Linked DNA regions of Mus musculus: region 1 is linked to region 2. A link is a loop called in an ENCODE intact Hi-C map of the cell type or tissue named here. Cell type or tissue: heart. All regions are shown on one strand. Links, peaks and the distances in the headings refer to the core of each region. The heading gives the core; the rest is flanking DNA. Region 1 overlaps Lyrm9 (LYR motif containing 9). Region 2 overlaps Nos2 (nitric oxide synthase 2, inducible).

Region 1 (15,719 bases), core at 6,621-9,120, 120 kb before region 2:
CCTCCCTCAGAGAAGGCTGCCGGGCCTTCCCTTAGTCCAGCTGAGAGCCTGATCAGGCTAGAGTGAGACGGGGTGACATGGCCTTTCTGAGGTCACCACAGTTCCTCCTGTGCGTTTGAGCTACTTCCTGTCTACCTGCTCTGCCTGTGCCTGTGTCAGTCTTACACTTAGCGAGCACCAGGAAACGTAGGTCTGGCGATGTGGAGAGATTTAATCAGTCCTGGGGGCAGGCAGGAGTGGTACGTGGCCTCAGTTCCCGCTACTGTCTCTACTGTTTGGAGGATGTTAGATGTTTACAAGTGACTGTTTTGGGGCTAGAATGAACAGGCTGAGCCTTTCCTACACAGGAGTTCTCTCGAAGCCCTTTGAACTGGGACCGTGACTCTTTCCTGGCAACTTTCTGTCTTAGGGTTAGAGTCAGGACATTTTTGGCTTTGTAGGGTTTGGACTTGCCAGCTCACAGAATTACAGGACAAATTCCTTGTCACATACACACACACACACACACACACACCAGACACACACATTTATCCCCTTCACACACACACTCATATACCCCACATGTACACCCATGCATACACTCACATACCCCACACTGACAGACACACACACTCTACACATACACACATACCTCACACCGACACACACACTGAGGCTCCTGACTAATATATCTGTCCCATGTCAAGCCTTCTGTCACCTGTCACAGGCTAGAGACCATCCCTAGACACAGCTGCCACAGACTGTCCCACTCAGCTAGAGGGGTAGGTGATGTAGACACAGGACTCCCTGGGCCATGGAGAGGGACCTGGGTGTTTTGTAGGCCGTCACCTTTCCTGCTCAGTGCCACGGGCACCGTTTCTGCCAGTCCCTCATTTTGATTGCAACTCTATTTGCTCGGTACATTTCTGTGCTCGTTCCTTAAAAACAACACACCCAAAATGGTTTTAAACATAACATTTTGAGAAAAGTTGCCAAGGTGACAAGGTGGGGGAGGATTCGGAGGTGACAAGGACAAGGGGGATTAGGAGGAGACTGGGTGCCCTGAAATTTGTTGTTTCAGGACCACTTAGGCTGTTGGGTGGAGAGCAGGTAGGGAAATGGATGGAAGGCGGAGAGGCCGGTTCTAGACTGTGGCAGGTGAGGCAGGAAGAGTCTGCACTGGAAGGAGCTGTAAATCTAAGAGGCACAGAGAGGTGGATTTTGAGAGGAGTTCAAGTGGCTTAGGGTTAGAAGGAGGAGGACTGGTTGGGCTTTGAGGGGCGATCTGAGCATCGGTTCCTGGAAGAGCTTTCATAGGGCACAGCTGGGGTTGGAGTCTGAGGTCAAGTCCGAAGGGCAGAACAAGAGAGCAAGCATTTTCCAGGGTCGGGGCTTCCACTATAGTCTTGGTGACGGTTCGTGGCCCCTAAATAATAGTAAACCCACACTTTAAATTAAATTAAAACAGTTTTTAGTTCAGCTCCTCTCAGTGGACCCACACATGTATTCTCTGCTGGTTATTACTAAGAATGACTAAGTAATATAATTGAGCTGAAAATAATCTTCCGCCCATACTTGCTGGGTTGGTTACTAAGTATTGCCTGGGTTTTAAAGCAGTGAAGCAAACTTGTGCTTTTTCCAAATGTTAAGTTTGAGGGCCGCAGATGGTAACCATCTGTTCCGGACTAGCATTTTACAATATTTGATTAGCACTTTATATAGTCTGGGGAAGCCTGCCAGGGGAGCTGCCTGTCGAGTTGGGACTGTAGTGTGTCCTCTGTGGTTGTCCTTGAGGGTCCTGCCCATCACAGCTTTTTTTTTTTTAAATTTTTATTTTTTAGATTTATTTTATGTATATGAGTATACTGTAGCTGTACAGATGGTTGTGAGACTTCATGTGGTTGTTGGGAATTGAATTTAGGACTCCTATTCGCTCTGGTCAACCCCACTTGCTCCGATTGACCCCGCTCGCTCCAGTCACCCCCCATCACAGCTTATGAGGTCACCCTCTGTGGGCTAGGCTAAAGCAGGGCCAGTCACTCTGCTGAAATCAGGGGGTTGAAGAGCCCTGTCCTGTTTAGACTTCCTTACAGCTGCAACCATTGAAATGGGTCATAAAAGTGGTTTGGTTTTGGTTTGGTCTGGTCTTTGAAACATATAGCCCAGGCTGTCCTTAAACTCATTACATACATAGCCAAGGGTGACCCTGTGATCTTGCTGCCTCCACCTCCCTAGTGCTGGCATATCAGGCCTGCACCGGCATGCTTTCTGTTTGCAGTGTTAGAGATTGTGCCCAGAACTTCCTAAACGCTAGGCAGGCGTTTTACCAACTTAAACACACCCCAGCCCCTGGAAGTAGAAGTGGGGTGTTGAGATCTATCAGAGTCTTTCAGGTTGAAGATGACAGAATCGCCGTTCCAAGCAGCTTTGCAGGTAATCGGAGTAATTTGTCAGGGTATTAGTTCTGGGGCCTGGGCTTCCTATGGATTTAACATTTTAAGACTTTGTTCTAGCAAGTTCCAGCTCTGCCTTCTGCTTGGAACCAAGAGGAGGCAAGATGGTATCCCTTGTAGAATTACTGAGTCTAGTTGGGAAGGGAGTCTTCCAGTACCAGTTGCTTATCTGCGAGCCAGGAGACGAGTGTGTATTGTTCCGAAAAGATATCCTTGAAATAGAATGTTGGTGCCTCTGACCCCAGCCTATCATGGTTCCCATGTTAGTGCAGGGATGTCTGGCAGTTCTAGTGGGTGGTTCTCCTGGCAGCGTTCTCTGCAGCCTTTGCAACTTTAAAACTAACACCAGTCACTCGGTCCCTTCTCTGAGCTTTTTCGTCTGGCAGGAGCCTCTCCCTCCTAGACAGGAAGCCTGCAATGAGGAGATAACAGGGTCCACGGCTGGTTCAGTTCATCCAGTGTGAAGCTTGCTGGGGGCCAGGCCCAGTGCTGAGGCTTGGGCCCAGCTCAACCACCAGAGCCTCCCGCATGACATCAAAGTGATTCACTCCCACGGAGGGTGGGGCGCGGGCAGTGAGAAAGGGCTTCCACTGAGAGGCTGGGAAGGGAGCCACGGCCATGCGGAGCTGTAGAGAACTGACATTCTTGATAGTTGGAGATTCTGGGGCACATTCCTGGGGCTGACATGGGTGCATCCAGGATAGCGGGTCAGAGCTCATTTGGTATCAAGTGTGGAATAGAATGGACTGACATTGGGTGCCAGGCATGGTCCCTTGGAGCAGTGGGCACACAGGCAAGATCAGGGCTGGAGGCACCTAATGGAAGGGTAACAGATCTTCGAATTTTAGAGCCCACCATTTAGAAACACCTGTACTCTCTTCAAAACACAAATCTGGGCCAATAACATGGCTCCGTCAGGGGAAGGGAGGTCCCTGCCTCTAAGCCTAATGACACCAGTTCAAAACTCAAGCCTACCTCATGGAAAGAGAGCACTGACTCCTGCAAGCTGTCCTCTAACCTTCACATGTGTGCTGTGACACACACACTCTTGAGTGTAAACACACACACACACACACACACACACACACACACACACACAAGTTCATCTTAGTTTGTACAGTAGGACCTGAGTTCAGTTCCCAGAATCCTCCTTGGGTAGCTGATCAGGAACTCCAGCTCCTGGGAATCCGATGCTTCTGGCCTCTTTGGGCACCAGTACTCACATGTGCATACCCTCCACAGACATTCATACTATAATTAGAAAAAATAAGCCTTTAAAAATCACAAGTTTTGAAGTATCCTGTGGTACTCCATAATTCTTATGATTTATGTAATAGCTGAAAAACAGATTCAAATTTTAAAAATATGGAAGCTGGAGGGGGCATGGAGGAGTGGTGCATGCCTTTAGTCTCAGCACTTAGGAAACAGACTGAGGCAGATCTCTGAGTTTGAGGCCCACCTAATCTACCAAGTAAGTTCCAGGACAGCCAGGCCTACAAAGAATCCCTATCTTGAAAAGCCAAAATAAATGGATGGATAGATAGACAGACAGACGGACATAGACACAGAAGATGGATAAATGGATTCCTTAGATACAGAAGGAAGCATGGCAGACCGACCATTCCGTTGACACAGACCTTGGGAACATGTGAAGGAGCCTGGGTGGGGGAAGCCAGTCAGCAGCTGCTGGAGCTGGGAAGGGAGGAGCTGGAGGGAGGCAGAGGTAATTGTGGTAATGGTGGTTGGATAAGCTTGCTCTTCATTGCTCTTCATTGTGGCAATGGTGGTTCCTGCAGAGACGGACTTGTGAGAATTGCCAAGTGTCTCTGTGAAGTTTTGTATGGTAATAGCGTCTTTCTTCTCTAATATTTAAAAAGATTTTAAATTATGTTTTATGTTACGGGCATGACTGTTTACTTTCATGTGTGTGTGTGTGCATGCCTGTGTATGTGCAATAACATATGTGTACATAAACTCGTGTGTGCAGGAATGCGTATGTGTGTGTGTGTGAATGCTCACATGTGCGTGCATGAGTGTGTGCACACCATGTGTATGTTTGGTGTCTCTGGAGGCCAGAAGAGGTATTGGATCCTGGATGTAACGGAAGAATCAGACAGTTGTGAGCAGCCATGTGGGTGCTGGGAACTGCAAGTGCTCTTAACTGTAGAACCATCTCTCTAGGCCTTAGACAAACAAACAAACAAACAAACATGGCTTTTGAGGCAGTGTCTCACTATATTGTCTGTCTGGTCTGGAATTCATGGAAGGTGTCAGGTCCCCTTTCTTTTATTACTGGATGCTGGAGCCAGAAATTAAATTTCAGACAGACCTTTTGTCAGCTGTGTGAGCTTAGGCAAGATACCTTACCTTTCTGTGCTTAGTTTTCATATGTTTGCATCAGTTTTTATGTTAAATAAATATTGTGCTCATTGTAACTAATGACTCAGTAACATGAAGTCACATACCTAGTCCCAGCTTCTCTTTGGTCACTCCATCTATAGCTTCTTCGTGGGATCCACACTGTGCATTCTGACCTGCTTAGCATCTCATTAACATGCAGCTATCTGTCTAGGGCCCAAGATTGTATTTCCTTTTTTTAAAAAAAGATTTATTTATTTTATGTATATGAGTACAGTGTAGCTGTGCAGATAGATGGTTGTGAGCCGTCATGTGGTTGCTGGGAATTGAATTCAGAACCTCGCTCGCTCAGCCTTGCTCACTCTGGTCAGCCGGCTTGGCCCCGCTTGCTCCGGCCCAAAGATTTATTATTATATGTAAGTACACTGTAGCTGTCTCCAGGCACACCAGAAGAGGTGTGTCAGATCTCATTATGGATGGTTGTGAGCCACCATGTGGTTGCTGGGATTTGAACTCAAGAGCAGTCAGTGCTCTTAAGAACTGAGCCGTCTCTCCAGCCCAAGATTTTATTTCATACCAGTGTTAGTGCTTTGGGAACAACACTTTTTGACTAGCCAGGTTTAGACCTTCAGGCTTCCCACCCTCTTGCCCGATGCCCTCACTAGCATGTCGGTAGCCTTGACGGCTCTGTGACTGTCACCTGGGGTTTTCTGTTCATTTTCCCTGTTTCACCTGCCACCTGAAGCTAAGCTTTTGCAAGACTCTGGGCTGAGGTGGCACATCTCCTTCTACACTTGCATTAGGTTCTCATGGGCCTGCTGTATGCTAAGGCTAGCCCCAGCTCAGGGTGTAGGCTTCTGGAGTTGGGCCACAAGGGGGACCAAGCCTCTGTGCAGATGGCTCACAGAGGGCTGGGACTGGAGACCGGTGCCACCATGGAACTGGCCCAATGGCTAAGAACGGGATGTTCTGTGTTTTTCAGGGCTGAGGCTCGCACATGGCCCCTCTGCCAGGGGCAGAGCTGGTCCAGACGCCATTGCAGCTGTACCGTTACTTGTTACGTTGTTGCCGGCAGCTGCCAACCAAGGGCATCCAGGAGCACTACAAGCATGCTGTCAGGCAGGTGGGAACAGGTCTGGGGGAGGTGTGCGCTGGCGGGGGGGGGGGGGGGGGGGGCAGAGCCACAGGTACCTGGGAGCAGGCCTAGGAGTTTCATAAGAAGCACTGCAAACATGGGCAGCTGGCCTCTGGCTTCTGTCAGTGGCACAGCGGCTATATCCGTTGGCATCTCAGCACTGTGCTGGGGCCTGAATGAGACAGCTCCAAGGCTATCAAAACAGACTGGGTAGAGGCAGGAGAGAGGAATCAGTTGATAAAGTGCTTGCCGTACAAGCACGAGAACCAGAGTTCAACATCCAGAAAGACTGGCATGGTGGCCTGCACTCAGCATTGGGGAGGCAGAGACAAGAGGATTGGGTACCCCTGGTCCCAGAAAGAGGACCTGTCTAGATAGATAGATAGATAGATAGATAGATAGATAGAATCAGAACAAAGTTTTATGGGCCACCAGGAAGGGCAAGCAGCAGCTCCCGATTAGCAGCGACTGCAGTGATGTCACAGTGGAAGGCTTGACCCAGATCCTCAGCCAGAGAGGAAGGCAGCAGTGGGAATTAGGACACTCGCTGTAGATTAGGGATCAGCTGCATTGATGCTGATTTGTCTGAGTTTGATTGCTGAGGTTACATCAGAGGGTCCCTTTGTCAGGAAACACACAGTGAGGATTTTAGGGGACAAGGCGTAGTGCCTGTCACTTACTTTAGAAGATTCTGAAGAGAGAATGACACAACCAGCAAGGTAAAGGGTCCCGTGCACCCTGTACTACCTTCCTATAAGAAATCACTTCTGGGGCTGGGGAGACGGCTCAGAGGTTGAGAGCACTGCAGCTCTTCCAGAGGATTCCGGTTCTGTTCTTTAGCCACCCGTGTACTGCATGCACATGGTCACAGACATAGACACAGGCAAAACACCATGCAACAAACAAAATAATAAAAATTTAACGGTGGGACTGCAGAGATGGCTTAGAAATTAAGAGCACCGTCTGCTCTTCCAGAGGTCCTGAGTTCAATTCCCAGCAACCCCGTGGTGCCTCATAACCAACGATAATGAAATCTGGTGCCTTCTTCTGGCCTACAGGCATACATGCAGGCAGAATGCTAGATACATAATAAATCTTTTTAAAAAAGAAAATGATTTCCAAATAAAGAGCTAAAAATTAAATTTCATACAGATACATTGTGATGATACACATCTTTAATCCCAGCACTCAAGGGGCAGAGGTAGGTGGATCTCTCTGAGTTCAAGGCCAGCCAGGTCTACAGAGTAAGTTCCAGGCTAGCCAGGGCTACAGAGTGAGATCCTGTCTCACAGAGTAAAAGAGAAACAGTGGTAGCAATAGGAGGCTGAGGGAAACAGAGGGTGATGGTTAGCTTTGGGGCAGTGAGGGGAGACTTCCTGGACAGGCACCGAGTGGGCTCCTGGGATGAGTAGGAAAGTGAATGTGGGTTTGGGAGCACAATCAAGGGAGGGAGGACTCCATTCTTTTGGAAGAAACCTGAGGTTCACAGGTCTTAGGTCACTGGTCAGAAGCCCCCCGGATTTCCCAGGGTCCTTTGTCCCTGTGCCTTCTCTCCCTTCCCCGTTGCTCTCCCAGCACCAGCACCTAGTGGCATCGAGGCCAATCCCTCCCCAGCACACTTCCATCGATGTAGATTCCTGTGCTGAGCAAATCAACCCCAGAGATTGTGGCTCCCCTTGGCCCTGCCAAATAACCTAGCTGCCCAGTGGCTGGGTCTCCTTTTCGCCTCCCTGCGGGCTGCACTGACAGTTCCGCTGCCAAATAAACTAGGGCTCCAAAGCTGTGGTCTAAGAGCAGGGTGGGCCGGATGAGCACACCTCAGCAGAGCTAGGTGACCAGTGCCTCACGGTCTCTTGGGACTGGGCTCTCTAAAGCTCTGGATTTCACATGGCCATGTCCGTTTGTGCTGAAACCTACAGAGTTTCCAAGTTCATTCAGATGAAGACAACTCCGAGAGAATCCAGCAGATTATTAAAAGAGCCATTGAAGATGCCGACTGGATCATGAACAAAGTAAGTGCTTGCTTGGCCCTGGCACTGGAATGGGAATGCTGTAACCTCCTCGGCCATCAGGGGGCGCTCGCGCATCACAGTTGAAAACAGAGGCACCTGCACTCCTCCTAGGTAGGAAGATAATCTCTTATGGTTGTCCCCCCCACCCCCCCTTCCGGTCCCCAAAGCCGACCTTAAAGGAAGCCGGCTAACTGGCTTGGTTCCCATGGCTCCCTCAGCTGCCCTATTCACCCCAGGACCTGGTGGTGGTACCACCCACAGTAGTCTGGGCCCTCCATATCAACCATTTATTAAGAAAATACCTCACAGACACCTATAGGCCAATCCGGTAGAAGCTGAGGGTGCCTCTTCCCAGGTGGCTCGAGTTTGTGTGAAGTTGATCAAGACTAGGCTGCTGTCTAGGACCAACACCTAGACTGTAGGTGGGATAAAGGCACCAGGAATGTGGAGAACTGGAGTGTGCCCCCAGATCCTTGTTGTCCTAGCGCAGACGCTCCAGATGTGGGGTTTAAAATCCACTTTGTAAAAACAGATTTTGATAGGGCATTGACCTCAGTGGTCGACTGCTTGCCTAGTGCAGAAGCCGCTGGGGCTTATCCCTGACAGAAAAATCAAAACAAAGGCAGGAAAGCCTCGATGATTGGCTGGGGACCCTGGGTGTCTGAGGGTCTCCTCTGCCTGGGACTTTTCTCCCACAAACAAGATTCAGAATAAGGCCGAGCCCTGGTGAGTTCCATGCTTAGTCCCAGTGCCCTCGGCCTCCCAGCCTTTTCATTAAAGAAGGAGGGCCTAGGCACCAACTCGATGTGAAGGTGAAGGGTCTCCCGATGGAGTCTCACCACCTCCCAGAAACCCCTGCAGTCGTGGAGAGGCCCGTGTGACACAACAGAGCCCTCCCCCATGGCTTCCCTCACCCGTCTCTCATCTCTCTGTCTTGCAGTATAGGAAACAAAACTGAGTGTCTGGAGCTTACGGCGAGCGCTTAGCTGCCCTGGAGTCACTTGGAACTGAGAAGCCTTCTGCTCTTGGAACAGCATCAGTTCTGGAATATTCTTTGATCTTGTTGGCTGAAAGCAAGAAATCGTAACTGACATTTGGTGAGGTGGTTCTCGTCATTGCAGCCATGTCTCCAGCGTCTTTTATGTCTGCTTTTCCAGACAGAAACGATATGCAATTTGGGGAGAATTTGGAGTTTTTTTGCTTCTTCTCTGTGTTTCTCATTTTTGCCTATCTGTTCTTTTACTTTGCCCTGAAGGCAGTTAATTTATTCTGGAGGTCCCGTCACCGATCTCCCAGCCCCATGAGAGATGTCCCCTCAGATGACCACCTGTATAGAAAGAAACGAACGGGCTTGAGAACCAGGCAGCTGTGGATCTGAATCCCAGCCGGCATACACGCCATCTGTCAGGTGCCCGAGTGAGCCTGGGGGGGTGAGGCGGCAGTCACGTGCCAGCTCACACCAGCTCCCTGCACAGGGACCTTGCTGCACAGGGACCTTGCTGCACAGGGACCTTGCGAGGAAGCCGCTGTGCTCCTCGTCCTGTTCAGTGACTCAGCTGTGAGTGCGTCTTGTCTCCTCTCAGAGTCCACACGCCCTCTTATCTGTGCCATGCTGTGTCCGTCAGTCTGTTAAGCAGCGGCTTCCTCCCAATATGCTCCAGGCAGAAACCCTGACCCTTGAAGTGGGAAAACATCTACTACACTAGACCAGCAATAAGGTGCAAGTAGGCAGGGTAGACACCAGCAGGTCCAGGCTTCCGTGCTCCACAGTGTGTCCTCTCTGGAGAGGAGATTGGGTCCAAGGGGAAGTGGCCCAGGTGGGCGAAGTAGCCAGAAGATGCAGAGAGGCCACACTGGGGGTTGAATGTTCGTGGGGCACTCAGGTGAGCTAGTGCCTGTCTGTGCCCTTGCAGTTCTGCGGGATGATGTGACCTCTGTCTAAGCAGAAGGGGCGGACAGTCCCGAAGCACGTGTGTCCACTTGTGAAAGCTCACAGTTTTCTTCCTCCTCTTTTGATTTATTTCAGACAGGATCTCAGTGTATACACTGGCAGGCCTTGAACTTTTGAACTTTCAGCAGTCTTTCTGTCTCTGCCTCCCAAGCACTTAGATACAGGTGTGCCACAACACATTGCTGCTGCTGCTGCTGCTGATAAATGCTCGTCAGGACAGTTTGCAGGATGCAGCTCACTTCTTCCTCTATGTGGGTCCCAGAGACTGAACTCGGGCTATCAGGCTTGGTGGCAAATGCCTCTATCTGTTGAGTCATCTGTTGGCTCTTATTATTTCTTCTTTAAAAAAAGAAGATCTTTATTTTATTTGTGTGTACCACGTGTGTGCAGGTGCCCTCAGAGGCCTGAGGACATTGGGCTCCCTGGAACTGAAGTTATAGGCAGTATGAGCTGTCTGATGTAAGTGTTAGGAACCAAACCTGAGTCTTCTGCAAGCAGTTAGCGCTCACACTCACGCACACACTCACGCTCACGCTGAGCCATCTCTCTAGCCCTCTATTGTTTCTCCCTGACTGCTGTTCTCTGAATAGGATTGTTCCCTCGACACGTGTGTCAAACAACGCTAAGGACTTGGGTAAGTCAGACACCCACTTGCCTGGAAGGATCATTCCTCAGAGACAAGCAGAGCCACAGGTTTGGGCTCCCAGATGACTGCCAGGCAAAGGGCAAGAGCAAAGCCGCAGTCCCTCCATCCCCACTGCTGCTGTCCAGTCCATCTGAGCCCAGGGACCAATCCTTACCTGGTGGTGTTCGTGGCAGTAGAGTAGCCATGTGTGCCACCATGCCTGGCCTTAGGCAGAGTTGTTCATTAGAATGGGGCTGAGGAGAAAGGACTAACACTGATTTGAGGAGCTGGGGCTGCCACTCACAGGGAGTGTGAGAGGGGTGTGGGGTCCCGTTGTTATGAGGGTGGTTTCAGAGAACACAATACAGATCAGTGGCCAGGTTATCCCTATGACATAGGACATTGACCTGTATCTGGTGGGGTCTCCCTATTGATAAAATAAGGGTGGAAGACGGGCTTATTTCATTTGTTGAAAGTGAGGGAGAGGGCTGAAGAGCAGTTAAGAGCACTGACTGCTCTTCCAGAGGTCCTGAGTTTAATTCCCAGCAACCACATGGTGGCTCACAACCATCTATAATGGGATTTGGTGCCCTCTTCTGGTATCTGAAGAGAGCAATAGTGTACTCACATTTATAAAATAAATAAGGCCGGAGCAAGCAGGGCCAGAAAATATATAAACAAAAAGAAAAAGGAAAACATAAAGAAAAAGGCTACTTTAAAAAAAAAAGAAAGAAAGAAAGTGAGGGAGAAAAACTGAATCTCCATGAATGTGTCCTTAATATTTGATCCCTCTCCAAGATGTCTTCTCCAGTCATGTGTGTGTGTAAGTGTCCACATGTATGTGTGTGAGTGTCCACACACACATGTGCCAGTACCTGTGTATACCTGTGTGTGCACAGGGAGAGCAGGGGTTGATGATGGGTTGTCCCCTCTGTTGCTCAGTACCTGGCATTCTGAGGCAGGGTCTCTCCCCACAGGTCACTGATTGATGAGACTGCTAGCCTGCAGATTCTGGGGGTCTAACTCATGCTCTCTCCTGCCACACACACACACACATCACCCGGGCCTCAGGTGTGTGCCAGTGAGCCCAGCTTTTCTGTGGGCATTAGGGGTCTGAATGCAGATCTTACTCATTGTGCTGAGCTGTCTTCACAGGCCTTTCCTTCTTGTTCTTAAGGACCTGGTGGCAGGTGGAAGTCTGACTTCAGAGTTGCTTTGCAGTTGCTGGCCCTACTTGATGGGATGGGGACAAGAACGGTGGCACGGGCTCTGTCTGCAGTGGGTAGACCATGGAGTGGCATCAGTTTGATATGGAAATGGCAGTGTGGAGAAGATCCCCTCCCCAAGCATGTTAAGTTAGCATAGGACCGAAGTCAGTGGAATAGCGGCCAGTGATGGCTCCCAAGTGCCAGAAGCCAGGCACAGATGGAACAGTATCCAGTGCCAACCTCCATAGGTGCCTCATCTCACAGGCTGAGGCCATTCTGCTCCTTGAATATGATTGGCTACAGGTCCTGGCTATTGACCTAAGTGCAACAGGTAGAATCCAGGCGTATGCACACCCTTCTTTGTTCTATTAATAAGAAACCGAATTCTCTCTGGTTTTGTTCGAGTATCGGTCAAGGAATTTAGTGAGAGTGGGGTGTAGGGGAGCCAGCTAGTGCATCTCCTGTGTTTTTGAGGGCTTTAGTTAAGGATTGTAATGTGACCTCATTGTAAACAAAGCTACCCTATCAACCAAGAGAGGTAATTGGCTCCTGCAAGATTTAGCTCCTAGGGGCTGGCAAGATGGTTCCAACAGGCACTGCTGTGCAAACCTGACGACTGGAGTTTGATCCCCTGATTCTGTGTTAAGGAGCAAAGAGAACACCAATGCCTCTCACCTCCACATGAGACACGTGGCATACACACACCTGCGTTCACACATCATGCACACACACAGTGATAACCATAAAAACAACAGTAATCTAAAGCATACATTATTTTGGGGCTGGAGCCATAGCTCAGTAGCTAAGAGCACCTACGGCTCTGGCATTAGTCAGAGTTAGAACCACATCTGGTAGCTTACAACTGACTGTAACTCCAGCTCCAGAGGGATCCAATACCTCTGACCCTGCAGGCACCTCCACTCAGGTGCACACACCCACATGCATACAAATAGTTTAGAAAATTATCATAAAATAAAGAAATTATATAGCATGCTTATACCAGTATGTACCAACGCTCCTAATTTTATAAATGACTAGCCCAGGTACTGTGTTCCCTGCAAAGTAGTCTCCTACAATGTAGAAGAAATGTAATTAAGAATTAGAAATGTAATTAAGACTTAGACAATCTTTAGTTTTGGAGGAACTCAACAAGAGATGCTGCCCTGGGAGCTGGAGAGATGGCTCAGAGGTCAAGCGCACTGGCTGCTCTTCCAGAGGTCCTGAGTTAAATTCCCAGCAACCACATGGTGGCTCACAACCAACTATAATGATATCTGGTGCCCTTTGGCCTGCAAGCATACATGGAGGCAGAATGCTGTATACATAATAAATAAAATCTTTAAAAAGAGATGGTGGAGGTAGCCCTAGGAAGGACACTCAGCAAGAGCCTGGACAGGGTATTTATTTATTTATTTATTTATTATCTGTTTGTTTATTTTTACCGAGTGTTTGTTTTATGCACCAAAGTGCTCAGGCCATCCGGCTTGGTGGCAAGTGCCTTTACCCACTCAGTCATCTCGCTGGCCCAAGCTTTGTAATCTCCCATATCATCAACTTGCCTGACTTAGAAGCCATCCCGTTGATGTCCCTTGAAGTGAGTTACTGCCACCTATTTAGGGTCTTACTTGTACCCGAGGGTGCAGTAAAATTAGATCTTAATACTTTACTGGGGAAACTTTAGCCATCAACATTTCCCTTTTCGCCCAGACAGCAGTGTGGACTGAGTGCTAGGAGCCCACTCTCGGAGCCTGTGAATTTGAAGATCATCCTAATTGTGGGGCTCAGATAAATGAGGACAATGAGCTCACCTTGGGGGCAGAGCTGTAAGGAGGGTGGGCATTGCCTCTGTGGCACAGTAGCAGCACTAAGCGCTTACTGTATACCTGGACTTTCCAATGCCTTTCAAAATAAAGCTACCACTCTCTAAACCATTTAGCCTTGGGTAATGAAAATGGACATCTTTAAGTCTGGTCATCTGGAGTGGGTCTGTTCAGTGATCTCTACACTCTGGTGTCTACAGGGGTCTGGAGAGGTTGGGACCACGACATCTGGATTACAGTGTAATGTTGGGAATGGCCAACAGAAGGGTTGGCACTTTGTCGGCCTTTCCCCAATAAGCCAGATGTCTAAATTGTTTGGATTCGGGGGCGTCTCTGAGTTTCTGTACATGTTGTTGTCCCAATGTTAGTCTGGAAGCCTTGATAACTAGCTATGGTATGTCTTTTCTTGGGGAGACACAAAGAAACATCTTTTTATCCCAGAGAAAGAGAATGCAGACAGATGGAAGAAAGGATGCAGCTTGGAGAGCCAATGAACTCATCTGGGTTACGTAGAGGAGCGCTACCAGAGGGGAGCTTCAAGGCATCCCATGCATGATGTGATGTCCCTTTATAGTTCAACCAAAGAATGGAGTAAGATACATGTTTCTGGGGAGTTAGGCTTCCCTTTTGCTGGTTCTTCGTCATGTTGATAAAAGAATTTTTAAATGGAGGCAGAAGGAAGCTTAAGAGAATGGCAGAGCAAATGTAGTTGCTGGCAGATACCTGGAGCGCAGAAACGCAGAAGAAAGCCATTACTTCCAAGTTAGGGTCAGCGAACAGCTGTGGGAAAAGAGGAGTCTTCAGAGACGCATGAGCAAGCATCCTTACCCAGCTGTCTTATCAGGAGCATGTGCAGTGAGCCAGCACTGGGAGGTCCCACTCTCAGCAACTGTGACTGGAATCTCAGGGGTCTCATTTGGGACTTTCCCCTCCCTCCCTCCCTCCCTCCCTCCCTCCCTCCCTTCCTTCCTTCCTTGATGAAATATTGATAAGTCCCCTCTTGTGATGGTCTAGTGGGATTATCACCAATACTCTGCTTCAGAATGATGACGGACACGTTCGATCTGGAGGAGACACCGTTACACCAGCAGCCTCTGCTCTTGAACCATGCCGCCTTTCTCATCCCCCTTCCCCATGCACCCTGGGTCGTTGTGTATACTGTCTGGAAAATGAGCCATTTATCTGGATGGGCCCCAGTTTGGGGAAGTTAAGATCCCCAAAGCTAAACCTAGTTTTTTGTTTGATTTGTTTTAAATGTACATAAGAGTGTGAAAGGCTTTCCTGAAGCTGGGGCACTGACTTGCTCATTTGCTATTGAAGTTTTTCAGGTAAAAGACTGGACTCTTGTAGCGCCAACAAGCAAGTCATAGTCACCTAATCCCAATAAACTAGTTCAAGAGGCAAGTCATAGTGAAAGGCAGAGGGAGATTTAGCCAGAGTGGCCGTGTTGGGAGGGAGAGTAAAGTTGTCATCCGCAAAAGAGACACATCTCCAAGTCACACTTTGGATTCATTTTGGAGAACATCACCCAGGCCAACCCATGGCTTTGACAAAGAAATGAATGTCAGGGTGAGCCAAATATGAGGCAATTGGATTTATTAAGAGCAGGAGAAAAGAGGAGAGAGAGAGCAGGAAAGCCTGAAAGGGGAGTAGGTTCTCTGGGAGAGTCCGGGAGATTTCTTTACAGTGGAGATAGATGGAGGTTTGGTGGCTCTGAGGTTATATCTTTAAAAGTTAAGAACCCCCCTTTCTCTCTTTTTTTTTTTTTTTGTTTGTTTGTTTTTCGAGACAGGGTTTCTCTGTATAGCCCTGGCTGTCCTGGAACTCACTTTGTAGACCAGGCTGGCCTCGAACTCAGAAATCTGCCTATCTCTGCCTCCCAAGTGCTGGGATTAAAGGAGTGCGCCACCACGCCTGGCCCCCTTTCTCCTTTTAACACTGCTCAAAGAGTGTACCTTGCAACATGGCTAAAATGTAAAGAATTTCAGCTGACTGTAGTGGTGCACTTGGGAGGCAGAGGCAGGTGGATCTCTGAGCCTGAGGCCAGCCTGGTCTACAGATCAAGTTCTAGGACAACAAAGTGAAAAGAAAAAAAGAAAAGAAAAGAAAACGAATTCTCTCTGTCAACAAAGTTGTGAGGTGCGTGTAAAGGCTCAGGACAGAAGGACAGGCTTTTTC
Region 2 (2,500 bases), core at 1-2,500:
CTTTCTCCTTCTGTCTTCCTGCAGTGTCAGTGGCTTCCAGCTCCCTGAGGACCCCTCCCAGCCTTGCATCCTCATTGGGCCTGGTACGGGCATTGCTCCCTTCCGAAGTTTCTGGCAGCAGCGGCTCCATGACTCCCAGCACAAAGGTACAGCTCTTACTCAATAGGGAGTGTGCCTGTCACTGTGACCGACCTGATCATTACACAGGCACATCAAATTACTACACCATATCCCATAATCAGGTACACAGATGTGGAGTGTTTGTGCTCTGCCCACTCCACGTCTCCATGTTTCCTTGTTAATTTTTAAGGTATCTAGAGGAGTGTGTATGTCCTGGTACGCATGTGGAGGTCAGAGGTCAACTTGTTTTACTTCTTCCAGGAATCAGATTCAGCTTGTCAGTCACGACGGCAAGCACCTCTCCCTGCTGAGCCATCTCATCAGCCCATTTTGCTGGGTTTTAAATGCTTGCCTCCTTGCTGGACCATCCATTAATAACACAGAGATTAATAAGCCTGTGTAGGGGTCCCCAGAGTGAAGGGGGAATGAGAGTAACAGACTTTAGATGAAGACATTTTCTTTTCATTGGAGAAATAGCTGGGAAGGATGGACAGCTCTGTCTGGAATCCTCCAGATGAGGCTTTTCTGGAAGAAACCCTTAGCAATGTTTGACCTTCAAGATGCCTGAGGCCTCTGCACCTATATTTGATGTAGCATCTGGGTCAGGGGAGATGATTTTCACAAAAGAAGGCCACGAGTTTCTGATATTCCACTAAAAGAATGTCCTTAGCATGTTACACACACACACACCTATACATATTTGAGACAAAGTCTTGCTATTGTAGCCCTGGATGAACTGAAAATTCCCTATACAGAGGAGGCTGTCCTCAAATTTGCAGGAAATCAATCCTCCTGCTTCTAATTCCCAAGAACTGGCTATAATAATATTTTAAAAGAAGAAGTAAGATTAAAATAGAATATGTCAAGTAAAAGAAATAGCAATGTGTAGACATAATCAGAACTGATACTTTTTTTTCCTGAACCATGTTTTTTAAGAGTGCCACCATTAGCTATAAAATGGGAATAATGCCAGATCAGAAACCTACCCATTGGGTACCTGGTGCTCACAGGTTGCCCTCTGGTGGCCGTTGTGGTAACTGCAACCTTCTGGATCTTCAAGGGCTCAAAGGAGGCCGCATGAGCTTGGTGTTTGGGTGCCGGCACCCGGAGGAGGACCACCTCTATCAGGAAGAAATGCAGGAGATGGTCCGCAAGAGAGTGCTGTTCCAGGTGCACACAGGCTACTCCCGGCTGCCCGGCAAACCCAAGGTAAGTGCAGCCACCCAGCAAGCTGGCAGAGCACGCATGATGGCCCCTGCCCAGGCTATACAGCCCTTCCACTCCAAGCCTGCAGTGAAGACAGTTGCACAGTGGCAGGGAGAGATGAAGAGCACGATGACAACATCAAGCTCACTGTAGTTTAATCTCCACAGTGCAAACACCTGCAGGTGCCCAGCATCTCTGGGACGCAGGGCTGGGCCGGGCTGGCTTTACACTTAGTTCAGTAAGACTGGAAGGTGGAGCTGATTCCCCCCAGGGCCCTCAGGTTGGCACTCTGCTCCAGGGGCATGAACAGTGCCTACACACTTTCCATTCAGGACCATGTGAACATTCCCTGAAGACCCCATTTGCATCCTAAAGCTGGACCACTGGTCATCTTAGATGAAAAACAAAAACAAACAGACTCCTGACTGACTGCAGGACCTTCTTTATAAATGGAAAGCCTAGGAGCCTATACCTGAGCTACAAATCAGAGCTGGGGCTAATACATACTGGGAAGCCCCCTCTTTCCGGGGTGTAGACAGGCAGATCTCACAGCCCTGGGCAGAGCTATAAACTTGATGTCTCTAAAGTATGGTGACCTGAGGGAAGCTTTACGGGTTCCATTGGCCAGGAGGACAGGATACTTGTCTATCCTGAGCTGAGGTCCTGACTGAAGCCCTCAATGGCCCTCTTCCCCTCCCCATGGCCAGTGTGCCTGACCACAGTGACACCAGCATCCAGGGCTGGTCCCACCGTGTCCTCTGCTTTTAGGTCTACGTTCAGGACATCCTGCAAAAGCAGCTGGCCAATGAGGTACTCAGCGTGCTCCACGGGGAGCAGGGCCACCTCTACATTTGCGGAGATGTGCGCATGGCTCGGGATGTGGCTACCACATTGAAGAAGCTGGTGGCCACCAAGCTGAACTTGAGCGAGGAGCAGGTGGAAGACTATTTCTTCCAGCTCAAGGTATGGGAGCTGGGGTGGGACCCTCCAGAGGGGAGTAGACCAAGGTCACAAGCCTTTGGAACTAGGACCAGGGATGCAGAACTGGGGTGGGGGAGGTGTGTGCCCTGAGATCCTCGGCACCACTGCAGAAACCTGGGGCCGGCTGGGCTCCTCAAGCCTGGTCTTTCCATGCCATAGTGGTTGCCAGCTAGCTGAGAAATCAGGCCAGTGT

The links. Peaks named below come from ENCODE experiments on the same cell type or tissue, not always from the same donor. Only the 100,000 strongest peaks of a DNase experiment are listed, where the experiment ranks them.
Region 1: it touches region 2 in a loop (8-fold over the local background); 28 of 42 quality-filtered maps call a loop at or near these places.

The regions. Positions count from the first base shown.
Region 1 is chr11:78,830,246-78,845,964 of GRCm38, forward strand. It overlaps Lyrm9 (LYR motif containing 9), which reads left to right. Exons shown (of 4, transcript NM_001076681.2): 2 at 5,773-5,913; 3 at 7,845-7,937; 4 at 8,878-13,654. The coding sequence starts at 5,788. The coding sequence ends at 8,895. Among named protein-coding and RNA genes, the nearest start is that of Lyrm9, 12 kb to the left of the region's middle. In heart, for the core only: a CTCF peak has its summit at 7,986 (motif pointing right); no DNase peak of the experiment used is centred there; H3K27ac peaks cover 551 bases.
Region 2 is chr11:78,955,316-78,957,815 of GRCm38, forward strand. Nos2 (nitric oxide synthase 2, inducible) reads left to right here. Exons shown (of 27, transcript NM_010927.4): 24 at 25-146; 25 at 1,181-1,329; 26 at 2,095-2,289. Among named protein-coding and RNA genes, the nearest start is that of Lgals9, 28 kb to the right of the region's middle. In heart, for the core only: a CTCF peak has its summit at 1,139 (motif pointing left); a DNase peak (open chromatin) is centred at 1,156; H3K27me3 peaks cover 1,862 bases.